Linked DNA regions of Homo sapiens: region 1 is linked to region 2. A link is a contact called in ENCODE Hi-C or POLR2A ChIA-PET data. All regions are on one chromosome and are shown on one strand. The core of a region is the stretch at or near the end of the contact, and the rest is flanking DNA. Distances in the headings are between cores, read along the strand shown.

What was found. Hi-C counts contacts between places; a loop is a spot of excess contacts on that map. ChIA-PET counts read pairs that join two places held with the same protein, here RNA polymerase II (POLR2A).
Region 1: a map of lower leg skin shows a loop between it and region 2 (16-fold over the local background). The contact joins the enhancer-like site here to the promoter of CD276 in region 2. A Hi-C loop is called at or near these places in 1 of 168 maps with a recorded cell type or tissue (lower leg skin). POLR2A ChIA-PET finds 5 or more read pairs at or near these places in 1 of 52 experiments (WTC11).

The regions. Positions count from the first base shown.
Region 1 is chr15:74,461,671-74,469,244 of GRCh38, reverse strand. UBL7-DT (UBL7 divergent transcript) reads right to left here. Exons shown (of 4, transcript NR_120377.1): 1 at 7,218-7,574; 2 at 3,115-3,209. Among named protein-coding and RNA genes, the nearest start is that of UBL7-DT, 4.2 kb to the right of the region's middle. RefSeq lists an enhancer at 6,566-7,066. Within about 2 kb of position 4,849, at least 2 of the 41 ENCODE cell types and tissues checked have a DNase peak (open chromatin) inside an H3K27ac peak, as active enhancers do.
Region 2 is chr15:73,679,370-73,685,947 of GRCh38, reverse strand. CD276 (CD276 molecule) reads right to left here and starts at 1,565. Exons shown (of 10, transcript NM_001024736.2): 1 at 1,488-1,565. RefSeq lists enhancers at 644-1,150, 2,168-2,676 and silencers at 1,135-1,184, 1,345-1,474, 1,485-1,614, 1,735-1,784.

The DNA of each region.
Region 1 (7,574 bases), core at 3,600-6,099, 780 kb before region 2:
GGTCAGGAGATTGAGACCATCCTAGCTAACAGGGTGAAACCCCGTCTCTACCGAAAAATACAAAAAAAATTTAGCCGAGCGTGATGGCGGGTGCCTGTAGTCCCAGCTACCTGGGAGGCTGAGGCAGGAGAATGGCGTGAACCCGGGAGGTGGAGCTTGCAGTGAGCCGAGTTTGCGCCACTGCACTCCAGCCTGGGCAACAAAGCGAGACTCCGTCCCAAAAAAAAAAAAAAAAAATGAGGTCATGATGGTGGGGCCATAATCCAATAGGACTGGTGGCCTTATAAGAGGGGGAAGATCTCTCTTTCTTCCATTACAGGCATCAAGGAAAGATTGTATGAGGACAGAGCAAGAAGGTGGCCATGTGCAAGCCAGGAAAAGAGCCCTCACCAGAAATTGAACACTGCTGAACTTTGATCTTGGACTCTCCAGCCTCCAGAACTGGGAGAAAATAAGTTTCTGTTGTTTAAGCCACACAGTCTGTATTTTGTTATATTAGCCTAAACAGACTAATATCAGGTGATGATATATCCCCATTAACTGCAAAATCCAAATTGGTGAGGACAAACTATCGGCAGCTGCAAGACTTGTGTGGCATCATCAGCTGTGCAGAAAGAAGCAGAAGGAAGCAACGCTACAGCTAACAGATCTGAGGATAGGAATTCCTCTAACTAGCCAGCAGGCATTCATTAGAAAGCTTGACTAATTTGCGAACAACAGCTGAAACTGGGAGGTTTTTTGCCCAATAGTGACTAAATGCAAGGGAACTGCTTTAACGTCTTAAAGGACTAGAGCAGCTCGGCCTATGTGAATCCTAAAGCTGGCATGCCAGGGTTTCCCTCCAGAACAGGGTCTCATACTGAGGAAAAACTGCTAGAAATGGAATCAAAATTGATCAGGACAGACATAAATAAAGATGAAGAAAAGAGAAGATCCAGATAAAAATTAGGAAGGCTAATGGCCAGGCGCGGTGGCTCACGCTTGTAATCCCAGCACTTTGGGGGGCCAAGGCAGGCGGATCACGAGGTCAAGAGATGGAGACCATCTGGCTAACATGGTGAAATCCCGTTTCTACTAAAAATACAAAAATTATCTGGGTGTGGTGGTGCATGCCTGTAGCCCCAGCTACTCAGGAGGCTGAGGCAGGAGAATCACTTGAACCCGGGAGGGTGGAGGTTGCAATGAGCCGAGATCCTGCTACTGCACTCCAGCCTAGCGAAAGCGTGAGACTCTGTCTCAAAAAAAAAAAAAAAAAAAAAAAAAATTAGGAAGGCTAATAGAGCTAAAGAATCTCAGAAAGCAAGCTGCCATATTTTTTAACACTACATGAAAACAATAGAGGAGGAAGCTCTCTCAAGTTCAAAATGCTACCCTGAACCACATCTCTTTTTAAAAGCATAGGAAAAGTAATTTCACACAAAAATGAATAACAGAAAATATATAAGCCAAATATCATACAAAATTATGATAAGAGAATAAGCAGCAGAATTATATTTCTATAAATAATAAAAGCATACCAATAAGATGTGAACAGAGAACAGATAAAAACTATAATCATCTATTTTCAAAATAAACTGAAATGTATTAAGAAAATGATATGGCCAGGTGCAGTGGTTCACGTTTATAATCCCAGCACTTTGGGAGGCTGAGGTGGGTGGATCACTTGAGGCCAGGAGTTTGATACCAGCCTGGTCAACATGGTGAAACCCCATCTCTAGTAAAAATTCAAAAATTAGCTGAGTGTGGTGATGCCCGCCTGTAATCCCAGCTACTTGGGAGGCTGAGACAGGAGAATCGCTTGAACTCAGGAGGCAGAGGTTGCAGTAAGCTGAGATCGTGCCACTGCACTCCAGCCTGGGCAACAGAATGAGACTCCATCTCAGAAAAAAAAAAAAAGAAAGAAAATGATATATGAAAACACAACATCAAAAAGAACTTGGAGAACTCAGAAATGAGGTGACAGAACTCAGGAAAGAAACTTATAAATAAAAGAAAAAAAATAGGCCAAGCACAGTGGCTCATGCCTGTAATCCCAGCACTTTGGGAGGCTGAGACAGGTGGATCACCTGAGGTCAGGAGTTTGAGACCAGCCTGGCCAACATGGTGAAACCTCATCTCTACTAACAAATATAAAAATTAGCCGGGCACTGTGGCAGGCACCTATAATCCCACCTACTTGGGAGGCTGAGGCAGGAGAATTGCTTGAACCCGGGAGGTGGAGGTTGTGGTGAGCAGAGATCACGCAACTGCACTTCAGCCTGGGCGACAGAGCGAAATTCTGTCTCAAAAAATAAAAAATAAAAAATAAATACAAAATGAAGACTAAAGCAAAAGGAACACAGAAGAAATAAATACAACAGATGATGCCTTAAGTAGAATGTAGAAAGGAGGAACATTTAAAAAATATTTTTAAAAATGAAGAAAGAGAAAAGATTTGAGAAAAGTGGCAGATATTGAAGAGAAACAACAAAGATACAACATATGGCTAACATGAGTCCTCTTAAGAACCAAACCAAGGCAAGAGAACGGAACTATTCTAAAACCTGTAATTCAAAAATCAATCTTTACTGAAATAAAAAAAATATAAATTACATTTTGGAAGAGAATACCACATAACTGAGACTACTGACCTAAAACAAACAGCACCAAGATGTAGTCAGGTAAAATGACTGGAAATTAAACAAAAAATTTTAAAAACTACTTGGGCAACCTGGTGAAAAGAGCAAGTAACTTGTAAGGGAAAGAAAATTAGATTTCTGTCATCAGATGAAAATGAAATATCTTAAGAAAGAAAATGTGAGCCAACAATTTTATATTTAGCAAACTGATTTTCAAGCATAAAGGCCAGAAATAAACTGCTATTAATATGCAAAAGTTTAGGGAATATCATTCACAGAGAATATTGTAGTCCTTCCAGGAAATCCACTAAAGAACGGGTTCAGTAATAAAAACCACTGGGCCAGGCACAGTGGCTCATGCTTGTAATCCCAACATTTTGGGAGGCCAAGGCGGGTGAATCACTTGAGGCCAGGAGTTTGAGACCAGCCTAGCCAACACGGTGAAACTCTGTCTCTATTAAAAATACAAAAATTAGCCGGGCATTGTGCTACATACCTGTAATCCCAGCTGCTTGGGAGGCTGAGGCAGGAGAATCGCTTGAACCTGGGGTGGAGATGCAGTGAGCCAAGATTGCACCAATGTACTTCAGCCTGGGTGATACAGTGAGACTCTGTGTCAGAAAACAAAACAAAACAACAACAACAACAGCAACAAAAACCAGTGGAAAGCATTAAACATGGAATTCTGATTTTATTTATTTATTTATTTTTGAGATGGAGTTTCACTCTTGTCGCCCAGGCTGGAGTGCAATGGTGTGATCTCGGCTCACTGCAACCTCCACTTCCTGGGTTCAAGCAATTCTCCTGCCTCAAGCTCCCAAGTAGCTGAGATTACAGTGCCCGCCAGCACACCCCCACTAATTTTTGTATTTTTAGTAGAGAAGGGTTTCACTATGTTGGCCAGGCTGGTCTCAAACTCCTGACCTCAGGTGATCTGCCTGTCTCAGCCTCCCAAAGTGCTGGGATTACAGGTGTGCGCTGCCGCACCTGGCCTAAACATGGAATTCTTTGTAGTATTAAGAGAGTTAAAAAGAGGAAGGTAGAGTAATGAGTATAGGCTCAGATAATATACAGCACATCTGTTAAAATGGAGAGAATGAATGGAGGGGATAGAATGAGAAGGGCATATGCAAACATTTTTTTAAACGTCTCAATAATTATATTGGTGGTGATAGTATCATTAGTATTGTTATTTTGAGACAGTTGGGTATGTGATATGGGATAAAGGAAATGAAAATAGATATTTAAATACTGTTGTCCCTTATGTTCTTGAGAACTAGTATTCTCAGTGTGGAAGAAAGGAAATAAAGATGTAATATAGAAAATATTAAATTAAAATTCTGCAGTCTTACTTTGGGAGGCTGAGGTGGGCAGATTGCTTGAGTCCAGTAATTCAAGACCGGCCTGGGCAACATGGTGAAACCCTGCCTCCACAGAAAATACACAAATTAGCTGGGCATGGTGGTGCACAACTGTAGTCCCAGCTACTTGGCAGGCTGAGGTGGGAGAATCGCTTGAGCCTGGGAGTTTGAGGCAGCAGTGAGTCATGATTGCACCTCTGTACTCCAGCCTGGGCAACAGAGGGAGATCCTGTCTCAAAAAAAACAAAACAAAAAGCAACCCATAAAACCAAAAGCCAAAACCAAACCCAACCTCTGTAGTCTTGAATTTGAAGTAGCAGTATAAATATTCTCTATTTATATCTCTATGGATATAGATCTCCCCCTAGCTCCATCCACTAATGTGGCTTACAAGTAACAAACAATTCAGTAGCAATAAGCATCCCTAGTGCCCAGATTGTGGTCTTAATATACCATTTCCCACAGAAAACCATATGAATTTCTTGAAGAAATGGCTAATTTTTATGCCTAGGGCAGGAAGTACAAGATTAGCTAGGAACTCTTGTCATGCTAGATAGCAGGGAGCTATCAAAAACCTCCAGGGTTATGTCAAAAGGACTCAAGAATCAAGTTGAAGAGGAGGCTCCATTGTTATGGTACTGTATTAGTCTGTTCTTGCACTGCTATAAAGAACTACCTGAGACCAGGTGATTTATAAAGAAAAGTGCTTTAATTGACGCACAGTTCTGCAGGCTATACAGGAAGCATGGCTGGGGAAGCCACAGGAAACATACAATCATGGCAGAACGTGAAGGGGAAGCAAGCACATCTTCACATGGCAGAGCAGGAGAGAGAGGGCAAAGGGGGAAGTGCTACACACTTTTGAACAACCAGATCTCTTGAGAACTCACTGTCATGAGAACAGCAAGGGGGAAGTCTGCCCCATGATCCAAACATCATGACCTCCCACCAGGCCCCTCCTCCAACATTGAGGATTACAATTCAACATGAGATTTGGGTGGGGACACAGAGCCAAACCATATCAGGTACCATGAATGTCAACATGAGAAAATACAAGTATATTGTGGAAAATGAGAATCAAGTTTCCTACTATTGCAGAAGGGAGGTAAAATTATAGAGAAGAGGAAGACTAGAGGAAAATATGTGGTATTGGATTGGAATTTGAGGTATTGGTGTGAACTCATATTTTATATATACATATATATTTTGATATATGTGCACATATATATGCTCACATATACATAGATCTATATATACATATACACATCTATATGCACACATATTTAAATATATTTCATAGAAATATAGATGAATGGGTGTGTATATCAATATTCATTTATTTGCTAGGTCTAGTCACTGAAATAGACTGGAAATAATGACATCTCAGTAGCAATAAACACACCTAGCATCCAAACTTGGCTTCTAAATACCATTCCTTACTAAAAGGAACTAAGGCTCTTTGGAGAAATGAATGATGTGACAGATGTGAAAATCTATGACATAACTTATGAAAATGGCAGAGAGATGATCAGCCTCCACCCAACTGGAATGGTTGATGAAAGCTGAATGAGATTGTAAGTTACATGGTATTATTGTATTTATTAATTTCTTGATTTTGCTGGGTTGTACTGTGGCTGTGACATAGAATATATCCTTGTTTTCAGGAAATACAGAAATACTTTGGGTAATGTCTGTAATTGGCTCTTAAACGGATCGGGTGGAAAAACAAAAGAACAATATGCATAGTGAGAGAGTGAGAGAGAAAGAATGATGAGGTAAATGTAAACTATTAACAACTGGGGACTTTGGGTTAAGGGTATGAGGGCATTATTTTGTAATATTTTTGCAACTGTACTGTAAACTTGAAATTATTTCAAAGTAAAAAGTCTCAAGAATATTTGAGCACAGGGGAAATATTCAAGCTAGGTAAAATATGTAGATTACTAAACAAATGTACAGTGTAATCTAAATTTTGTTGAATATACATATTTAAGATTCAGTAAAATTATACTTTTAGAAGCATAAAACAAAGTTAACAATTGTCATCTATTGGTGATAGAATAGCCATGCCCCTCTTAAAGCCAAAAGGCTAGCAGATATCAAGACCTACTCTAAAGTTAGAGAAATCAAGACGTGTGACATTGGCACAATGACAGAAAAATACACCCATGGCACAGAATAAGAGTCAAAAATTGACCCAGACATACATAGTCACCGGATTTATGACAAAGCTGCCACTGAAATTCAGTGGGAACAAAATTTTTAAATAGTGCTGGATCAATTGTACACCCATATGGAAGAGATGAATCTTGATGTCTAACTCCTATCATATACAAAGATTAATGTGAAATTAATCATAGACCTAAATGTGAAAGATAAAATAACACAGAAGAAAACCTAGGATAGTATCTTCATAACGAGGGCAGGCAAAGATTTCTTACATAGGACACAAAAGGCACTAACCATCACAACAAAATTTCAGGCCGGGCGTGGTGGCTACCGCTTGTAATCCCAGCACTTTGGGATCACCTGAGGTCAGGAGTTCGAGCAGCCTGGCCAACGTGGTGAAACCCCGTCTCTACTAAAAATACAAAAATTAGCCGGGCGTGGTGGCAGGTACCTGTAGCCCCAGCTCCTCAAGAGGCTGAGGCATGAGAATCTCTTGAACCCGGGAGGCGGAGGGTGCAGTGAGCCGAGATCGGCCACTACTGCACTCCAATCTGGGCGACAGAGCAAGACTCCGTCTCAAAAAAAAAAAAAAGTTTTAAAATGAAATTAAATTATCTAATACCATTAAGAGTAAAAAAAAAATCATGAACTGGGAAAGTATTCACAATATATAATTTTGATAAATTATGGAGCTCAGGTGCAAGTAACTTAGTAGGCAGGAGAGGAAGGAGTCTAAAGAAGTCTAGTTAGGAAGGATTACTGAAAGAGGGGGTATATCTAAAAATGGGTAGGATGGGAAAGGGAGACTTTGGGAACAGCCATGGGTTCCTAATGCGCCCACAACATACATGGGAGTTATCCTGAAGATAAACTCCCTGAAGACAGTGAAAGCCATTTCAAAACTCCCCATATAACTTATGAGAACAGAGGGGTGATCTGCCTTTAATGTTAGGCCTTCTGAGATCCTGCGATCTGTTCGCTCTCCTCAGTAACATTACCCTGCTCAATTGCTGCCTTAATCCCAGGTCGCACATTGGAATGTGGGAATTCAGCGTTTACATTTACCCACACAGGATCAGCCTTCAGCTGCTACGATCAACTTCAGTATTTTCATATAATCACTTTTTTCTTTCCTTAGTTCTTGAATTATTAATTCCTTGAGAAGAGTCCAATCAGAGGTAGTCTTTCTTCAGTATTTTCGGTAATCCTAATTTCTGTGCAAAAAAATTTCTGTTCCATTTTAACCGTGCAGAACTTTCTGTTATCTAAAACACAGTTTCTCTATGAGAGTTCAGTGAAAATTCCCCTTCCCAAACTGATTCTATGAATGACTGTTAGATAAGCTTCACCACTGCATGTAGAGGGTGTACCAGGAACCCAAGTTAGTAGCTCTCCTCAAAGACCCAACTTTTGGAGGGGGTCATCG
Region 2 (6,578 bases), core at 316-2,815:
ATCAGGAAAATGTACTCACCCAAAATACTCCCTTGAAATGAGCCACTTCATACCCTACAGCCCCATAGCCCTCCATCCTGCCCTGCACTCAGATCAGCTCAACCCATCGGACAGGTTTAGACTTCAAGTTTAGACTTCAGTTCCCCTCAGCCTCAAACTGTCCCACCTATTTGCAGTCCCCCACACTACAAGGAAGGCTGCACAGCATCAGATTTCCTAGGGACTTCTGGGAGGCCAGAGGGAACTAGAGGAGGCCGCACTAAATAAAGAACTCTCTTAAAGACAAAGCAGCTTCATTACTTTCTAATATAGAAACTAACTGCTGAAGACATGCTTATAAGAAAAGGACCCCGGGCTTTAATGAAGAGATCAGACTCATTTACAATTATCCACATCCAATTTGAAGGTAAATCGTTTTTCTAAATTAAGACAACTAACACCCCCCCACCCGCCACACACACACACACACACACACACACACACACACACACACAAATCTTTTTTGCTTTACTATTTGCTTAATGTTTTCCCTCAGTGATAGATCCCATATCTGAGTCATCTATCACGCTTTTCTCATTAGAGCAGGTTTGGCTTAGAAATAAATCCCCTGCCTTAGGCTGCCAAACCTGCCAATTCGCTAGCTAAACGGTCGCAGGGAGGGCCCTGGGCGCTGGAATTCAATCCCCTCCCTTCTAGTGTGCCCCCACTCGGGGTCCCCACCTCCCTCCACCGTCGCCCGCATCTCCTCTCCATCCCACCTCACCCCCCACCTCCCTGAGGCTTCCCAAGCCCAAACTGCCCATCCCAATTCCCTCCCCACCCCCAACACCTATTCACCCCGTGGCCCCTGCCAGCCGTCTCTACCTGTCCTTCCCGGAATCTGACCCCTCATGCTGCCCACGGCTGCCTGTGGAAGTGCACCAGTCGCCCACACCTTCGCCCTGCTGGGCCCTGCAGAGTGGACACGCCTAACCACTCGCCTTCCCTCCCCGCCGCTCCCCTCCCGGAGCTGGGCGTTTTCCTCTGCAGGACCCGAGACCCCGCTAACCTCCCAGCGCCGGCCGGTGGCTTCGTTAAGCTTCAACACGGGACAGATCTGCCCCCATGCCCGCTCCAGACCCGGGGCCTGCAAAAGCGCATTCACCCACCCGGCCCGGTCCGCAGCTTCCGGGGTCTGCAGGTCCGACGGCGCCCGGGCCCCTCTCAACCCGAGGAAAGGGGGGCGGGGTAGGATCCGGGAGCCCCCAGCTCTCCGCGGGCCCCACAGCCCAGGGCAGGAGGGGCGCCCGCGGTTCCCGGGACTCCTGTGCGAGGGGGGCCGCCCGGACCTGGGGGAGGGCAGGGGAGCAGGAGCCCGGAGGGAAGGCGCCCTGCTCAGCTCCTGCAGCCCTGAGCGGGAACGTGCGGACCTCCGCGGGATCCAGGCCCGGCCCGCAGCAGACAAAGGCCGCCCCACCCCGCGCCGCCCGCGCCACGCCAGCACTCACCGCGCCGCGCCGACTCTGGGACTCAGGGACGCGGCCCAGCCTGGCTCAGTCGCCGCCGCAGCGAGGCCCGGCCCGAATGGGGGCCGGGGGCGGCCCGGGGAGTCCGAGGGGCGGGGCGGGCCGCGCCGGAGAATCCGCCTGAGGCCCGGAAAGGCGGCTCCGGTGCGTCCCTGAGGCCGGATTGGCCCCGCGGTGGCGGCTGCTGACCGAGGCCTGAGCCAGCCCGCTGGGCAGAGCACACGGCCTGGCCCCCGCCCCCGCCCCGCCCCGCCCCCAGGCCTGACCCTGGCGGGGAAAACCCTCGGCTCCCGGAGCAGGGCGCTGCCCATCCCCCACCCCGTTCCCACACTTCCAAGAGCCGAATCTTCCTTTCTGCGAGAGGGGATAGGTGACTGACTGGTCATCGACTGGCGGCAGAACAGGGCTGGAATCCTGCTGTCCAACCCCAGTCTTGGGTTCTTCCTCCACACCATGCTGGCACCACAGCCCAGAAAGGGTTAACTCGACTGCGAGGAATTAAGAGCTGCAAGGAGCTCTCTATAAATACAGTGTCGTGGGCGCCTGAGCCAACCGCAGGACAATTTCCACTGAGCTGGTTTTCCTCTTTTCCTTCCACCCACGGCCATCCGACCAGCCCTGCCCCCAGCCCCACCCCAGACTGCTGGCCGGACTTGGCTCCAACAGGCCTGACACCTAGTGGCCTTGGGCTCTGTCCTTACAGGGCCCCGCTCCAGCCTGGGAGGAGATGGGGGTCGGGCCTGTCCAGATTTTGCTGTGGTGCAGCCCATCCCTGCACCTGTTCTTGGATCTGTTCTTCCTCACAGGGACAGTGACAGCTAAAACGTAGGGAGACTTTTGTGGGCCAGAGTTAGGTTAGGAGCTTTCCATGCTGGGCCTCTTTAGTTCCTCCAAACAGCCCCGCCGGCTAGATATTATTATTCCCATTTCACAGATGAGAAAACCAAGGCTCAAAGGGATGAAGGGACTCCAACCTTGTACTGCTGCCAGGCTCACCACCAGTGCCAGTGGCAGTACTGGGCAGGGCTTGGGAAATGAGTATGAAAACATGTGCGTCTCTCTGCATGTGTTGCCACTGTTGTAAGCTCTTTACCATTTTATCTCATTTAATCTTCACAACAACTCATTGAGGTGAATACCATTATTCTCATTTTTACAGATCGGAAATAAGGAAATTAAGATACAAAGAGATTAAGTAACTTGGGGACACATAGCTATGAAGGGAGGAACCGGGATTTGCCCTCTGAATTTAAGTGTGCGTGTGGTGTATGGGTAGGGGTGGTGGTGCATGGGTGTGTATATTTGTGGGGGGTTTTTGTCTTTTTTTTTTTTTTGAGACAGAGTCTGGCTCTGGAGTGCAGTGGCTCAATCTCGGCTCACTGCAACCTCCGCCTCCTGAGTTCAAGCGATTCTCCTGCCTCAGCCTCCAGAGTAGCTGGGATTACAGGTGCGCACCACTATTTTGGCCAGGATGGTCTCGATCTCTTGACCTTGTGATCCACCCGCCTTGGCCTCCAAAAGGGCTGGGATTACAAACGTGAGCCACCGCGCCCGGCCGGGTGTGTATATTTGTGAACACATTCAAGCAACTCTGTATTTGAGTCTACGTGCATATGTGTCTTTGAATCACACAGCAGCTGTGTCTGTGTAATTGCTGACTGCTCCTAGGGATGACAGCAGAGAGGCCCAGCTGTCTTGTCCCTGACCACCTCCAGGAACTCTGGACCATTCCACGCTGCTCCCCACTGCCCTGCCAGGCCCTGACCAGCCTCGTCCAGCCTGGGTCTGGCCTTACAGGTCTCAGGATGAGTAGCCTCCAGTTGGCCCAGCAACCTGGGGAAGTAGCATCACATGGAGAGGTGTCCTTGGGCTGAGGGAGCTAGGAGCCCTGCTGCAGGACCCTGGAGGTGGCATTGAACAGATCTAGAGAAACTTACTTTCCTTCCCTTCACAAAGAGTCAGTCCTGTGCCTTGTGCCTTGCGGTGGTGACGCTGGTCCTGTCCTAAGGGATTTATAATCTGGCATGACTCAGCCATGGTGGACAGTGAAGGAACATCACAGAGCAGTTTATAGTGTGTCTATGGGGGGAGATTTTAAAATAATCATTCAAGAGCAGAGGTCAGGAGGGAAGGAAATGTGTATTGGCTCTCATTCCTGGAAGCAGCAGATTGAGAGGGCTCTGATCCCCTAGGAGGGGGAAACAGCTTGGGCAGGGCACAGATAGCACATGTGTAGGACCAGCTCATCTGAGACTCAGACACTTGGATCTGGACACAGATAGCTAGAATGACCATCCCATCATGCAGGGGTCTCCTTGGTTCAGAGAATGTTTGCCTGATTGTCCCTGGGAACTCAGGAATGGAGGTGCTACACAGAGATTCCCGTCAGAACCAGAAAAACTCAGGATGGAAGGTTGTCTTCATGCATTCTTTCTGGACAGCAGCCCTACCCCTCTCACCTCTATCCCTCCCACCCCCCACCTCCCCACAACCTGCTTCCTAGGTCAGCACAGTAGTAGATGACTCAGAATGTGCTATCTCCAGTTTTGCTTCAAGTTCCCCAAGGAGGTCACAAACCAATCCCAAAAGACCCAGATTGGGACAAGCCTTATCCCACTTTTTATCTACCTACCATCCTGCAGGTTCCTCAAATTCAACATGTGCAAAATTGAATTATCACATGTCCCCAAAACCTGTTTCCCCTTCTAGATATACAGGAAGGACTATGCTCAAAACCTGGACTCATCCCTCGTTCCCTCCCACTTCCCCCCACTTCCCACTGCCAATATCCAGGCAGGCTTGAAGGGGTGCCCTAGAATATGTTAGGAATCCCTCCCTTTCCTGAATACCCTACTGCCACACCATCCTCATCTGAACCCCCATCACTCCTCACTGGATTGTTGTTGAAGCCTCTTAACTAATTCTGCTGACTGTGACTCCTCAGTCCATAGCTGCCAGAGAGAGCCTTCTAAAGCGCAAATCCTCCCACAATGTCTCTTGCTTACCTGAAGCCCTTCAGTGTTCTCATTTGCCCTTAGGCTGCTAGTTGTCCACTAAAATTAATTCTCTACTTCTTCCTTACCAACAGAGTGTAGCATTTGTTCTAAGAAGTTCTATGCCTAGTTGAAAATACGTGGGTTCTCAGACCCCCTTGCAGCTAGAGGCAGTCACGTGACCCAGTGTGGCAAATGAGATGGAAATGAAACTCACTGATTGAGGCTTTGGGGAAAGCTTGTTAAAGGAGCAGCCTTGAGCTATGGAAACCAGTCTGGTAGTTCCTCAAAAAATTAAAAATAGGCCAGGCAAGGTGGCTCACACCTCTAATCCCAACACTCTGGGAGGCCAAGGCGGGAGGATCACCTGAAGTCAGGAGTTCAAGACCAGCCTGGCCAATATGGTGAAACCCCATCTTTACTAAAAAAATAATAATAATACAAAAATTAGCCAGGCATGGTGGCGCTCACCTGTAGTCCCAGCTACTTGGGAGGCTGAGGTAGAAGAATCACTTGAACCCAGGAGGCGGAGGTTGCAGTGAACTGAGATCATGCCACTGCACTTCAGCATGGGTGACAAAGTGAGACTCTGTCTCAAAAAATAGAAATAAAAATAGAACTACTATATGATTCAGCAATTCCACTTATGGGCATACCTCCAAAGAATTGAAAGCAGGGTCTCAGAGAGATATTTGTACACTCATATTCTTAGTGGCATTACTCACAATAGGCAAAATGTGGAAGCAACGCAAGTGTCTACATCTCCAGATGAATGGATAGGCAAAATGTGGTGTATCCATACAGTAGAACATTATAACTTTCCTCAGGGCAGAAATTATGACTGAAATTAGGAGAAAACTTCCTTTTGCCTCCTTTGACATGCAAAAGGGAAAGTGTCTCTCTCATCTATTTAAATACACTTAGATAATGCAAACTGTACAGTGTAAGCTATGGAGATATTTCTGTCTTTTTAGAGCAGCTAAGCAGTCCATCTCATAGAAAGCGGCTCAGAAACATTGAGATGCCTCTCCTAAGAATGATACTGAAAATGTATTCATTTTGACTGCTTCCATAAGAAACAAAAATCAATTCTTGGCAGTGTCAGGGATTTAAGGCCCAAGTGGCGATTGGGGATTTTATCGAGGATCCCTGCGACACTAAGCCAATACCTTGGCACTGGCCTCCCTTCCCTCAGGCTGGTTGGTGCATATTACTTCCCAAGTTGTTTGCATTTTTAGGCCTCAAATCCTTGATGTCTTGGCAAAAGCCACCCACCCGCACTCCACTCTGCCCACTCACTTAGGACTCATAGGGTGCCATCAGGAACCATTCCATCCAGCCTAGACTTAAGGCAACCACATTTCTCTCAAATGACTGAATCCGGTGTAAAACTGAATATGGTGCATAGCAACCACTGCAGGTTCCGGCTTCCTAGTTTCTTAGTCCTGGGAATTGAGTCTTGGAATAGGCTTCAAATGTCTAGAACCAACTACTGCCAGCTGGAAGCATCTGGCAAGCAAAATAACAGGAGCAGCCTAATGAAAGAGGAGCAGGTCCTCCAGGGAGGATCGCCTGGGAACACTCCGTAACCCTAAGGCCCTAATACACACACAACAACATAACGAAAGAGCTTCTAAGCAGTCTTTTCTAACTAGCTGCTTCTATCTGACTCACCAGCCTCTGCTCTTCTTCCCTGTTCACCCTTTCCATTATCTGTCTTCCTCCCCATCCCCGGTGAAACTGAACCATTCAATCCCCTTTCCCTTTCCAATTTCTTTACTATAATCTTGGCTGACAACACTCCCAATACCGGGAAGCCATTTCAGAGTTTGTGTCCTGCTGCTGGTGAGTCGGAAGGAAGGTGGCAGGTCCTCCAAATAGGAGGGTTGTACAGAGTTTAAAAAACAAAACAACAAAACAACAGAACAAACTAAAAACAGCACCATGCTACCAGGGGAACTCTTCTATCTCATTGGGAGTTGTTTTTTTCTAATAGCTCTCACATGCAAATAATTGAACAGGCTCCACCCTTGCGCTGACCTGAAAGTGAGCACCTCCTTCAGTTTTGCATCATAGGTGC